2 separate regions of the Homo sapiens genome follow, and region 2 is linked to region 1. A link is an interaction called in ENCODE POLR2A ChIA-PET data of the cell type or tissue named here. Cell type or tissue: A673. All regions are shown on one strand.

Evidence for each region. ChIA-PET counts read pairs that join two places held together with the same protein. Peaks named below come from ENCODE experiments on the same cell type or tissue, not always from the same donor. Only the 100,000 strongest peaks of a DNase experiment are listed, where the experiment ranks them.
Region 2: POLR2A ChIA-PET joins it to region 1 with 12 read pairs; 1 of 35 experiments calls an interaction of 5 or more read pairs at or near these places.

Annotation. Positions count from the first base shown.
Region 1 is chr9:87,638,765-87,642,764 of GRCh38, forward strand. It overlaps DAPK1 (death associated protein kinase 1), which reads left to right. Exons shown (of 26, transcript NM_004938.4): 5 at 590-719; 6 at 886-934; 7 at 1,025-1,051; 8 at 1,534-1,686; 9 at 2,038-2,083; 10 at 3,205-3,294. Among named protein-coding and RNA genes, the nearest start is that of CTSL, 85 kb to the right of the region's middle. In A673, no CTCF peak of the experiment used is centred here; a DNase peak (open chromatin) is centred at 1,897; H3K27ac peaks cover 1,585 bases.
Region 2 is chr9:86,528,641-86,532,640 of GRCh38, forward strand. It overlaps LOC102724080 (a long non-coding RNA gene), which reads left to right. Exons shown (of 2, transcript XR_007061636.1): 2 at 1,183-2,640. Among named protein-coding and RNA genes, the nearest start is that of TUT7, 180 kb to the left of the region's middle. In A673, no CTCF peak of the experiment used is centred here; DNase peaks (open chromatin) are centred at 2,221, 2,831 and 3,191; H3K27ac peaks cover 2,641 bases.

The sequences.
Region 1 (4,000 bases):
TCTTCTGTAGCAGAGCTGTCAATGTCCCATTCATGTCCCTGCTGGCCCCACAAACAATGTGCAAAAGCACACACTCATATACATCCTAACAGAGGGCTTGTTGCAAATACCTGTGACTCTTCCTGGCATCTTGTTTCTGGCCCTGGGAGCTGGAAATGCAAAAGAAAAATGTCCACAGAAGCAACTGTCAGCCATGGAGGATGGAGAAATGGTGGATAAAGACCCCAGCTCCCTCCTGCTACAATTGGAATAACACTGAGTTCTCCTTTTCCTCTCCCATTCCCCCAGTTACCCCCACTTGATAGGACACCTCGTAGCAGCTTCCTTCTGTTTCCTGTATCTCCTTTCTCTACCAAGTGTTTCCTGGTGTCCCCTCCCACATAACCCACTTGCATCCGAATCCTTGTCTCAGGCCTGCTTCAGGGAGAACCTAGAGCAAGACATGTATTTTCCTGCTGTTCTCTTCCAACCACCCTTTCTTCCCTACTTTTTGGCCTTTTTTTTTTTTTTGGAGAGAAGAACTATTCTGCCATCTTGTCCTCAGCATAACATATCATAGCTTTTTATTTATCTCTCTCTTTTTTTCAAGCCTGAGAACATAATGCTTTTGGATAGAAATGTCCCCAAACCTCGGATCAAGATCATTGACTTTGGGTTGGCCCATAAAATTGACTTTGGAAATGAATTTAAAAACATATTTGGGACTCCAGAGTTTGTCGGTAAGTTTCTTTGCTCCTGTGGTCATTTACGTCTCATAAACATTATTCTGGCAAACCTCCCCTGCTAGAAGATTCTTTCCCTGCTACATGTTCCTGGTTGTTGCATGAAGATAGAATCGGTTAGTTTGCTTCCTCCCAAGCTAAATGAGTGTTTGTTTCCTCTTAGCTCCTGAGATAGTCAACTATGAACCTCTTGGTCTTGAGGCAGATATGTGGTAAGGAGTATGTCCTTGGTGTTGTTTGCTTTCTGATTTATTTGACTATTCTTCTGACATGTTTTTTTGTTTGTTTTGTGTTGTTTTTAGGAGTATCGGGGTAATAACCTATATCCTGTAAGTATCAGAATTCACAACTCATACTCTCTTCTCTTCTATGAGACCATAGGTTTAATTAACCATTAAATGTGCTGTGTTGATCTCTTCAGCTTATGCATGCTTTTGATGCAAACATATTCATTTTACACCCCCAAAACATGTTTAGTTTATACTAATTAAACATGTTCTCCTAATTTGAAATGAGTCATCAGAAACTGTAGCATAATCACTGAAAGAAAGCATAGCTGTCCATCACTGCCGAGAAAACAGGTTTCCTTTAAACTACCAGACGCTGTTCCAGATTAACTTGTTAAGTGAATCCTTTTGCCTGAAGCTGAAGCATTTGCTCCTGACAGTTAAAGCCCTATGAAATATAATCAAACTGTGACTATTCGAGCACCAGATTATAATCTTATTCCACACTCCAGATGTTATAGGAGCAAAATGACAACACCAAGGGGTCATCATTAATGTTCTATGCCCAACTTTATTTTTAACAGCCTAAGTGGGGCCTCCCCATTTCTTGGAGACACTAAGCAAGAAACGTTAGCAAATGTATCCGCTGTCAACTACGAATTTGAGGATGAATACTTCAGTAATACCAGTGCCCTAGCCAAAGATTTCATAAGAAGACTTCTGGTCAAGGATCCAAAGTGAGTGTCCACGTTCCTGAAAGGTGCTTGGCCACGGCCTCAGCCAGCCCAGAGCCTGTGTCTGTTCCATGCACAGGGCCACGTTCCTCAGACCCTGCTTGCTTCATCTGCCAAAGGGCAGCATGCCATGTGAAACGCTTCAGAAAATGCAAGCAGGGCCCTCTGCCCCCACTCAGTCAGTCCCTGCAGGCACAGTGAAATAATCACAAAAAGACCGATGTTGTTTTTGGCTTTCTTCCCTGAACTGCATTTTCCACAGTATCTGCTTGGCAGGCCCAGCCAGCATGAAAACAACCTTAGTATTTGCTGCTATGGTCACAGCATTTTTTTTCTTCTCCCCCTCCCCTCAAGGAAGAGAATGACAATTCAAGATAGTTTGCAGCATCCCTGGATCAAGGTGAGTTGCATATTACGAAACTGTTTAGATCACTTTCTATGTGATTGGTTTGGGCACCCTGGTATTCATGTATCATAGAGTACTGCTAACCACAGGTCACACCTGGAGTGTTAAGTTTGCTATTTGCATCGTATCTTAAGAAAAGCTGACAGGTTAGACTGTATACTAATGATCCCAGAGGTGGGGAGAGAGGAATAAGCGAGCACAGAGCAGGAACTGAAGAAGGTCAAGCCCACTCGACAACTGTGTTTGGAGTGACCTGTGGGGTGTTGGCCCAAACAGTGTATTTAACATTTTATGTTGATTCCAGCATGTAAATATCAATCAAATCTGGATTTCCAGCTTCTCTTGGGAAATCTGAAGATCTGCTGACACTGAGCCCTCATTCCACGTGGCCTTGGGAAGTGGCACAGGTGCCTTGGTGCTAGGGAACAGGGCGCCCTGGAACATTACACCTTTACATTACCTGCCTGGCCTGGTTGACATTTGGATTAAAGTATCTTCAATCCAGGGCAGAAAGGGCTAAGGGTGGGAAAGTATGATAGTTACAGAATAAAATCATGAAATAAAGAAGTGAACATCACAGAATCAGGCTCTGGGGGCAAATAGCTTTGCTGTGCAAGTTCCCAGCAGTTACCTGGGTTCTCCTAGCCAGCTATGGTGTCTCCTCCTCCCAGAGGTGGAGGACAAAAGCTAAATACATCTACTGAAAAAGATACAATACAAGGAATTCTCCTGCTATAGGCCAAACTAACTTTGCTGACCTCTGAGATCCCTCTCAGCTCTACATTACTTGATGATACCCAAGTTCAAATGCCTCATAACATAGCCTCACCATGAATATTGCCATTCCCAAACTATCAGTGTGGAAAGTTGTGATTTAGTTTGACCCCAAGCTCTACTTCTCCCCAGTGTCCATGGATGATACGAAACCCTGAGATAGAAGAGTGAGCCCGCTAAGACTAGGTGCCTAGGTATTCCATGTTATCCCAACTTCTTATGCTAATTTAATAAGGTGAATGTGTAAGCATCCTGAATAAGGAGATGTTTCAAAAAATTGTCATATAACACATTTTCATAATTTGAGAGCTTTAATTTTTTTTCTTGGATTTTTATTTTAGCCTAAAGATACACAACAGGCACTTAGTAGAAAAGCATCAGCAGTAAACATGGAGAAATTCAAGAAGTTTGCAGCCCGGAAAAAATGGAAAGTAAGATTGTTTGTTGTGGAGGGATTAACAAATTCTGTTTCCTGTGTAGAGTAGTGTGTGGTCAGGGTGCATCTCCTCTGATACTGGTAATATGGAAGATACATCCTTTCCTCTTTTTAATCCACCCTGTAGTGTTCTGCACCATTACTCTATTTTGAAAAACAAGCAAAAACAATATTTTAGTCACTTTAACTGATACCATTAAATGTAATTTTGTGTTGTTTTCATCAAAACTATTCTCAGTGCAAATTTTTATAGCAGCACTGTAAAATTATAGTGAAATTTTTTTCTAATACTACAAGCCACATTTTAAATAAATTCATTCTTTGTGGTAAGCAGCATGAGATTACATTTGTGCTGTACCTTGGGTAAGTGGGTCTCTCAGCCCAGCCTTTATCTGTGAGTGGTTGGAGTGGGGGTGGGGTGGGGCCGTGAGCATTTGCAGGGTGGCCTGTTCTCCTTCCTCAGTGTGGATGGCCTCCACAGGGGCTGGGTAGGACATTGCTCTGAAGGCATTGCAGACCTCCTGGAACAAATCACACTTCAGGGCTAAGAAGGTGATGGGATGGTTTCCTGTGCCCAGGGTCATGTCAAACCTAGAGGAAGTGGGTACCTACCGTGTCTTCCCAGCTCAGGGCCAGAAATGTACCTCGTTTTCACACCTACCAATTTTGGGGTGCCGTGGTAGGGATGAGGAAGACCACAG
Region 2 (4,000 bases), 1.1 Mb before region 1:
AGTGGAGGAGGGAAGTGCTTGAATAGGGATCCAGGTGGGGGAGAAAAGGATGAGGGGTAACAGGTATAAAATATACACGGAGTGAAAAAGAACCTTTAACCATAGCATGCTGGCCTCTGCAATAGATAACCTGTAAGGAAAAGACAAGGATGGAGAGGGAACCAATGATATAGAGAAAAGAAGACCTTTCAAATTAAAAGGAAATGAGCAAGACCAAGCGGTAGTGTCTAAGGATTCATACGTGAGCGATAAGATGTCAAAGAAACACACAAAAAGATATTATAAAAGTCCCGGGCTGGGCATGGTGGCTCACGCCTGTAATCCTAGCACTTTGGGAGGCTGAGGCAGGCCGATCAACTGAGGTCGGGAGTTCGAGACCAGCCATGATCAACATGGAGAAACCCCGTCTCTAATAAAAAGACAAAATTAGCCAGTCGTGGTGGTGGTGGTGCGTGCCTGTAATCCCAGCTACTTGGGAGGCTGAGGCAGGAGAATCGCTTGAGCCCTGGAGGCGGAGGTTGCAGTGAGCTGAGATCATGCCATTGCACTCCAGTCTGGGCAACAAGAGCAAAACTCCATCTCAAAACAACAACAACAACAAAAAAAGTCCCAGTAGTGATAATTTTTTGAAGGAGAGAGGGATAGTGTCTGGGATGGGGCATAAAACACGGATATCTGGGGTGGCTGCACAATTTTGTTTCTTGATCTGCATGGTAGTTATAATAATTCTTCAAGATTTCCATTTTTGATATAGTTTTTTTGCATTTGTAGTATGTTTTCTTGTACAATAAAAGGCTAAAACATCCTAGTAAATATAATCTGTGCATTTATGAAAAGTTATATGTTTATAAGAACAGATACACAAGTCAAAACAGCAACTAGCTAGTGAGTATATAAAATCACCCCTAGAAGCTAAAGAGAATGTTCCAATATGAGGTTGAGGGCTATCCCTCTCCAAATCTATGGGGCCTGAAGGCGCTGGGCTAGGCAGGTTTCCTACCTAACTTTGTCCAGACAGATGAAGGCAGGAAGGATTAGTTTTGATCATGCCTGCTGGGTGTATGAGTCACATTCTACCTGGTAATTATTTTTGACATTTGACAGTTCTAGGCACAACCTTTTGCAGCTCTGAAATCTTGGCAGGCCATTTATTTTTGAAGCTTCATATTTTCCTTTTCACAGGATATACCTATTTGGGTACCCTGTTCAAATTAAGGTAGAGATTTTTGAAGAGTCACAAGCCCGGAGGAAAATGTAGAGTTTCAGGAAAGAACTCATCACTTAGCAACAACAACAACAACAACGACAACAACAACAACAACAACAACAACAAAAGTGTGACCTTTACTTGAAAAATACCAGCCCCTGGCCACAGAACTAGGCTTACAATTTTTCAGAGCAGGCACCAGGTGAATCTTTGTTCCCAAATATTTTCCCTACCTGCCTGTACCACAATGCTGAAATTCTATTCTTAGACAGATAACTCGTTTGACTGGTGAGTTTAAAAATGCAAATTTCCCAAGAAGAAGTAGCCCAGTTAAGACTGTTATGAGACAGTCATACTATGGTGAAAAGAATGCATAAAGAAAGGATCCTGAATTAAAGAGAAAAGCAAAGGACAATTGTAAAGGACACAGAATTGCTGGGAAGAAAAATGCCTGGAGCTTTCCCAAATCAGGCAATAAAAAGGCACTGAGCATCTGCGAGACACGTATGAGGATTTTTTCAATCAGCTTCTTTTGGTTTAAATTGACAGAAACCCCAACTCAACTAAGCTTAGGAAAAAAAGGGTAATCTATTGGCTCATATAATTTAAAAGTACGACTTTTAAATTAGATGGAGTTTCAGGCATGGCTTGATCCAGGTATTAAGCAATACTTTCAAAACTTTGTCTTCTCTGTTTTCCTGCTTTCAGCAGGCCCTCTGCTCCTGTCTTCTCCCAAATATAGTATAAGTTTTTTTCTTTACCCTGATCACTAAAGTAAAAATTGTGAGATAAGCTGTGATTGGCCATGCGCACGTCCTTGAGTCAGTCGAGGTGGCTTCCAGATACAAGGCTCTGGTGGGCCATGTGGGAGTTATTGGCTTTGTCCTGGAACCAGAGGTGGGTCAGCTTCACTGACACACTTGCACCAAGGAAATGGGCGTGGTGTTGCCAGAAAAGAGGGACATGGGTATTGGAGCTTCACATAGCACATGTCCCGCCCAGCAGCCTCTGCGAGTTCCAACCCAGAGTGGCTGTGAAATCAAGTTGCTGGATCACAGCCAGCATCAAAGGAGTATTCTAGAAGAGAATTTAATAGAAGATACCTGAGTGTGTCACATTCTGTAAGAGTCAGTTCTGTGAAACCTTTGTTTGAGTTACACAGGTGCATACGTATCTACAAATGTAAATATGTGTGCATATTTATATACATGTATGTATAAATGTGTGGATAAATATGAATTGTTGACCACGGTTTATGGAAAAAAAGGTGTAAACATGTGTAAATATGTGCAAATATGTGCATATTTATATACGTACATATTTGGACTTATAGGTGTAAATATGTGTGCATATTTATATACATGTATGTGTAAATGTGTGGATAAGTATGAAATTTTGAGTTATATGGAGTTAAATAAAATATATAATCAAAATTACTTTTCCCTCTTTCTTTTTATCTCTTTTTAAATGTGGTTGCTAGAAAATTTAAAATTATACTCATGGCTCATGTTACATTCGTACAAAACAGTGCTGGGGAAGAGCAGAGCAGATGAAAGCTGGTCCCTGGAGACAAGATGTTGGGTAAATTCCTGAGCACCCTCATTTGCACAGTTAAAAGAATGAGAGCCTGCAGTGTGGGGTATTTGTGCATAGTAATGGGATAATTAATAGCACATGGGGAGCGTGTCAGAAACGGAGCTGCTGCTTCTATTATGAAACCATGAGGCCTCATCTCTCCTACTTGATTAGATCTCTGTCAGTTTTACTTTTGTAGAATCGAACAGGCTGCCTGGCTCCCAGCAAGAACTCAATAAATGCTTCATGAATGAATGAATGAATGAAACAATATTAGAAAAGAAATGAGAAAATTTCCCCAAAGACAATATTTACCTTCTTGATGATTTTGATCAAGGACAAGCCTACTAGAGGTTGTAAATCATTTATGATTTGCCTGAAGAAAAGTTATTTGCAAACCATGGCAACCAGGGGATTCACATCAATTCTTCTAACTTCAAACCTGACTCACTTCTTGCTGGTGGGCCTGGAGGTTGCCCGAATCTCCCGTCTGAATGAGCATTTAAGCAATTTCAATTCTTACCTCATTGTTATTTGCCTTTTTCTCTTTTGCTTAAACTTTTGTTAAATAGCCACATCTTTTTCAGTTTTACACTTGATATGTGTAACAAATACCATGTGGCAATTACATGCACTTTGCACGGTAACTTTATGTGGTTTCCCCAAGAGCTATTACAGATATTTATATAGATATTTATGTATAAATCACACACACATACTTTTTCTTCTCTAAGGGCGTTTGATGTAGCAGATTCAGAAATGAAATTTTCAAATTACAAATCCCCATTGGAGGTTGGGGTAAAGCAAAGACAGGCCCTGTAGAGGGAAAAGATGTTATAAACATTAGGGTAAGAAAAAAACTGCCTTCACACCGCAAGATGCTTGAGTCCTGTAGAAACTGGCAAGTGGTTCCTGGGAGAGAAAGGCCTTCAGAGATGTCTTGCCCTCCTTACTCCCTGCCTGTTCCTTTCTGCCCTGAGATTTTGGCGACAGGCATTGACATCACTGTGCAGGGATGAGATTCCTCTGGATATGACAGGGTGGGGTGTGGCACTGCCACTTGCTATCTCTGAGGTGACACACTGTGACCCTTGGACAATTTCCTTAACTCCTTTCAGCCTCAGTTAATTCATCTGTAAAATGAGGATACAGCACTCACCTCACAAGATTTTTAGGAAGATGAAATATAATAATATATTTGAAAAGGGTACCAAGTAT